2 separate regions of the Homo sapiens genome follow, and region 1 is linked to region 2. The links are chromatin loops, found by intact Hi-C in ENCODE. Cell type or tissue: A673. All regions are shown on one strand. Each heading gives the region's core, and the rest is flanking DNA. Links, peaks and the distances in the headings are about the cores only. Region 1 overlaps CUL1 (cullin 1). Region 2 has its middle 15 kb from the start of C7orf33.

Evidence for each region. Peaks named below come from ENCODE experiments on the same cell type or tissue, not always from the same donor. Only the 100,000 strongest peaks of a DNase experiment are listed, where the experiment ranks them.
Region 1: a loop joins it to region 2, with 2.8 times the contacts of the local background. A loop is called at or near these places in 8 of 110 quality-filtered maps.

The regions. Positions count from the first base shown.
Region 1 is chr7:148,791,225-148,794,146 of GRCh38, reverse strand. CUL1 (cullin 1) reads right to left here. Exons shown (of 22, transcript NM_003592.3): 17 at 1,329-1,421. Among named protein-coding and RNA genes, the nearest start is that of EZH2, 92 kb to the left of the region's middle. In A673, for the core only: no CTCF peak of the experiment used is centred there; no DNase peak of the experiment used is centred there; H3K27ac peaks cover 323 bases.
Region 2 is chr7:148,574,430-148,577,351 of GRCh38, reverse strand. No RefSeq gene overlaps it. Among named protein-coding and RNA genes, the nearest start is that of C7orf33, 15 kb to the left of the region's middle. RefSeq lists an enhancer at 1,421-1,715. In A673, for the core only: a CTCF peak has its summit at 1,569 (motif pointing left); a DNase peak (open chromatin) is centred at 1,571.

The DNA.
Region 1 (2,922 bases), core at 140-2,639, 220 kb before region 2:
CTAGTATACAGAATATTAAAAGAATTCTTACGACTCAACAACAAAAAGACAAATAACCCAACTGAAAAATGGGCAAAGAATTTGATCAAACATTTCTCCAAAGAAGATATACAAATGGCAATAAACACAAAAAAGATTCTACACATCATTAGTTGTTAGAGAAATGCAAGTCAAAAACTGCAAGATACTACTTCACATCCACTGGGATGGCTATAATTTTTTTTAAAAATGAAAATAACAAATGTTGGTGAGGATATGGAGAAACTGAAAGTTTCATACACTGTTGGTGAGAATATGAAATGGCACAGCCACTATGGAACAGTCTGGCAGTGCCTCAAAAAATTCAGCTATTACATGACTCAGCAATTCTATACCTAGGTATATACCCAGGAAAATTGAAAACATGTATTCACAGCAGCATTGTTCATAATTGGAAACAACTTAAATGTACATCAACTGATGAACAAATAAAATGTGGTCCATCTATACATTGGATTATTCGACCACAAAAAGAAATGAAGTACCAACACATGCTAGAACATGGGCAAACCTTGCAAACAGTATACACTGAGGGAAAGAAGGCAGGCACAGAAAGTCATGTGTTATATGATTCCATTTATATGAAATGTCTGGAGTAGGCAAATTGATAGCAAATTAATGGTTGTCAGGGGCTGGGAGCTAGCGGGCAGTTACTGCTAATGGGTGCAGGTTTCTTTTTGGGGTGATAAAACACTCTGGAATTGGATAATGGTGGTAGTTCTATAAGCTTGTGAATATACTAAAAACCACTTTGTACACTTTAAAATGACTTTTATGTTATGTCAAATTTTATTATCTAAAATATATCTCAATAAAAAATATGGCTAGCAGGAAAAATAATACTAAAGTGGAAATTTAAGCTTAGTAAGAAAAGCCTAACTGGTTAAATGAATGAGAGAAAAGCATGGATGAGGAGTATGTGTGTGTGTGTTACACGTAGTTTTATTTTTAAGAGACAGGGTCTCTGTCACCCACGCTGGAGTACAGTGGCACGATCATAGCTCACTGCAGCCTCGACCTCCCAGGCTCAAGTGATCCTCCCGCCCCAGCCTCCCAAGAAGCTGGGACTACAGGCATGTGCCACCATGCCTGGCTCAACAATGAGTTTTAACATGAAGCTTTTTGTAGTGCGTATTAAAATCCTGGAATAAGGCCATATTCATATTCATGAGGCAAACATCTATTTCAAATTAAAGATGCCCATATCCTCTTCCTTATCTTTCCTAACAATATCCACGAGAACAAGGAAACGGCAAGCTGATAGAACAACGAGCCTGAGATGAGAATACCATTTTAATTTGAGTGCTGTCGGTCAGCTGCTGCACAGTGTAGGCATCTTCCGTGTTGTACTGAAGCAGGATAGCCATCTGGAATGTCGACGCCTTTGCGGCCCCCCATATAAAAGAAAAAGAAGGAAAATTTACATGCATGGAAACACCTCCCAAAATATACAGCCCAAGTTTGAAGAACTTATTTATGAAACAAATTCTTTAAACAAGTACAAAAAAAGCACAGATCTATTTAAAAGGGAATATAAAACGTGGCAATGCCACTACAATGCAACATTTTCCCAAAGTCATTCATTTTCCATGTTTACAAACATTAAAATAATTTGAGGGTTTTTTTTAAAAAACGTATTGTCTATGTGGATACATACTATAGATACGTCCCCACGCATTTATAGAGACAATCACATATACACACACCTGGTATATATGGACATGTTAAGCATCAATCTCCAAATCTGTTTTTGGCACATGAGCTAAGGAATATTATCTTTTGGCACATTATTGATGTAAAACAACACAAATATCAAATTATATTTGGTTTTCTAATCCTAAGTACTTTACTATGAAAGTATGAAAAAAGTAAGTAAAGTATGAAATGGCAAGTGTACTAAATTTCTATTTTTTTTTTTTTTTGAGACAAAGTCTTGCTCTGTCACCCAGGCTGGAGTGCAGTGGCACAATCTCGACTCACTGCAACCTCCGCCTCCCAGGTTCAAGGGATTCTCCTGCCTTGGCCTCCAGAGTAGCTGGGGCTATAGGCGTGCACCACCACACCCAGCTAATTTTTGTATTTTAGTAGAGATGGGGTTTCGCCATGCTGGCCAGGCTGGTCTCGAACTCCTGACCTTGTGATCTGCCTGCCTTGGCCTCCCAAAGTGCTAGGATTACAGGCTGAGCCACTGCACCCGGCCCTAAAGTATCTTCTAAAAGACAGGTAGCACGTGTTGGTTCCTGATTGCTGAGTGTGTGCAAGCGAATGAACACCCCGAGGACGCCTTCCTTCTCTTCTCCCTGTTTTCTTGCATAATCGACAGCAACAAGTAATGACCCATGACTGTCAGTCACTGCTTGCCTCTCGGCAAGACCTTGGTCAATGGAAAGAGAAACAAAAAACGCCACATGCCTGTTTCAGGGCGGCCCACAGACAACACTGCTTCCAGGGCCTTGAACAGAGATACAAGGGAACGAGCGTGTTGCTAATGTTTTCTATTGGGCCCGCTCCGGGCTGCCTTAACACGGCAGACACACCCTAGGCAAAGCCTCCACCGTCAAAAACTGGACACTGAAATTCCAGGTACTGTAGTGGAACACATGGATTCTTCTATGTATATTTGGGGATAAATGAAACAAAATTTCAATTGTATAGTAAGAAACATTCAAGTTGATAAAGACCTCTGGAGCCAGCATAATACTATGCATTTTAACAATTTTAAGTCACAGTAGATTTACGAAAAGTTTAAATTAATGAGCAGCTTGAGTCTGCAGAACAACCCATTCTGGAGTTTCTTAATACTTAAACACAGATTTGCAATTCTTCTTAGAAACTCACTGGTGAAAACTTCTCAGAGACTAAAATATGCCATTACTTGTGAAG
Region 2 (2,922 bases), core at 242-2,741:
AGTAGAGGCCAGGTACGGTGGCTCACTCCTGTAATCCCAGCACTTTGGGAGGCTGAGGCAGGTGGATTGCCTGAGGTCAGGAGTTCGAGACCAGGCTGGCCAACATGGTGAAACCCCATCTCTACTAAAAATACAAAAATAAGCCAGGCATGGTGACGGGCACCTGTTACCCCAGCTACTCGGGAGGCTGAGGCAGGAGAATTGCTTGAACCTGGGAGGTGGAGGTTGCAGTGAGCTGAGGTCATGCCACTGCACTCCAGACTGGGTGACAAGAGCAAAACTCCATCTCAAAAAAAAAAAAAATAGATAAATAAAATAGAGACAAGGTCTTGCTGTATTGCCCAGGCTGGTAAAAGCACATCTGAGCCCCCAGCTTGAGAGGACACCTCTGGGGTTGGCTTACTGTCCTTTAGGGAACAGTACATACCTTGGAACCAACCATCATCACATGTGCTCTGCCCCTGAGGGGTAGCACATGGACATCTGGGAACCAACGCCTAGAAGTAGGAGTGGCCCTTCTCACTATCACCTTCAGGGACCCACTTGGGAAATGCAGGCTTCCTATACTTGTAACTTTATGTCTGCTGGGTTGTTGAGGGTTTGCAGGGAGGACACTTTCAATAGGGAATACAATACAGTTTCCATAGTACCTAAAGCTGTAGGTGCCAACTGGTGGGGTCATTTGGTCTCCTCCTGGCAGTGGACAGCAGGCAATGAGGAAGTCAGTGCGCTGATAGGTGACAGGTTGTCATGAAGAGACAGGCTTACTGCTACATGATGGGGGCAGAGAGGTGCATGTTTAGAACCCACTAGGGCACCTCGGCTGGGCGCCATGGCTCACGCCTGTAATCCCAGAACTTTGGGAGGCTGAGGTGGGTGGATCACCTGAGGTCAGGAGTTTGAAACTAGCCTGCCCAACATGGTGAAACTCTGTCTTTACTAAAAATACAAAAATTAGCCGTGTATGGTGGTGGGTGCCTGTAGTCCCAGCTGCTCAGGAGGCTGAGGCAGAAGAATCTCTTGAACTCGGGAGGTGGAGGTTGCAGTGAGCCAAGATCGCGCCATTGCACTCCAGTCTGGGTGACAAGAGTGAAACTGCATCTCAGAAAACAAAACAAAAATACAACCCACATGCCACCTCTTAGACTGTTCTGCACTTATAACAGTGAATAGACAATTACAGCAACTACAGTGTGACCAGGGGGTGACAACTAGGGGTGCAGGCTCCTCAGAGATGACCCATCAGACAAATACTGGCCTAGAATGAGGGAAATTTAGAATGGAGAGTAGAGGAGAAAGGTGAAAATCAGTTACAGTCTGAGGACCAACCAGTAGAAACTTGTTCCACTCATCTTTCTCTTCAAAGCTTTTTCTTCTAGAAATTGTGACTAGCCCCTGTCGCAGAGGATTACCTTGACAGGCACAAATGGATCTGGCTGGTACAATGGGTGGGCAGTACTCTACCCATGTCCCCTGTGACCTTGAACCATTTTTGGGCACACTAGTTCCTGAGGGTTTTCTCTCCCAACAGTCAGGAGCCACATCTCTTTGTTGGAGGGCTGCCCTCCAGCGGCCAGAGCTGGAAATGCCTGAGAACGTATATTCCCTTGGGGCCGCCCTTGGCCAATAGTTGATGGCTACTGGGGTATAAATTCTCTGCTCTTTTGCTGCTAATTAGGACAGTTCTCAAGTGTGACCTATGTTGTCTCCAGAGCTCTCTCTGGGATTGAGTTGAAGGTACTCTATATGCGACTTTGACATTGTTACCCTTACTTGGCCTCCTCGCCTTCCTATCCCTAATTCTCCATTCCTTTACCATTTTTTCCTAATAAATTACTTTTACATGAATTATTACCATTATTATTATTATTTTGAGATGGAGTCCGGCTGTGTTGCCCAGGCTGGAGTGCAGTGGTGTGATCTCAGCTCACTGCAATCTCTGCCTTCCAGGTTCAAGTGATTCTCCAATCTCCACCTTCCAGCTTCAAGTGATTCTCCTGCCTCAGTATCCCGAGTAGCTGGGATTACACCAGGCCTGGCTAATTTTTGTATTTTTAATAGAGATGGGGTTTCACCATATTGGCCAGGCTCGTCTCAAACTCCTGACTTCAAGTGATCTGCCTGCCTTGGCCTCCCGAAGTGCTGGGATTATAGGTGTGAGCCACCGCGCCCAGCCCACTTTTACATGAATTCTTGTCTGGACACTTTCAATAGGGAATACAATATGGTTTCCACCATACCTAAAGCTGTCGATGCCAACTGGCCAGGTCATTTGGTCTCCTCCTGGCAGTGGACAGCAGGCAATGAGGGAGCCAGTATGCTGACAGGTGACAGGTTGTCATGAGAAGGCAGGCTTACTGCTACACAACGGGGGTAGATAACTTAAGCTAAGACATTTTCTTAGGTGTTTGAAGTGAGAGAACCAGATGTGTTAATTTTGTAATCAGAGTTTAAGTGTCTAAGGGAATTTAATTTTCTAAGTCATGTTAAACATTTAAAGATGATTTGGTCAGGTAAGAGTTCATCGAAATATTAATAAAGGGACAAAAAGAAGTGGCTGTTCTTTTTCATAAAAAATTAGTTAGGTTTATAAATAAAATAGCCAGATTTAAAAATAGAGCTTCAAGTTTTAAAATAAATTAGGTTTCTAATTCATAGCTAATACAGTTGACTTGAAGAAAATAAATATCTTTAGAAATTGCTTTTCAGGTTGGAGAGTCCTTTTTAAACAGCAGAAGCTCATTATATTTCAAAAAAATAAATATTGAATGAATAAATTCCAGGCTTAACTTTATGCTTATAAGTTTCTGTAGTTATATTCTTCATTGTAAGTGTGAATTATCAAAAATATCCAGCAAGGTATATAAAGTACTCAAGTCAATATCAAAATGTCAAGCCTGAACTAAAAATTAGAAGCACTCA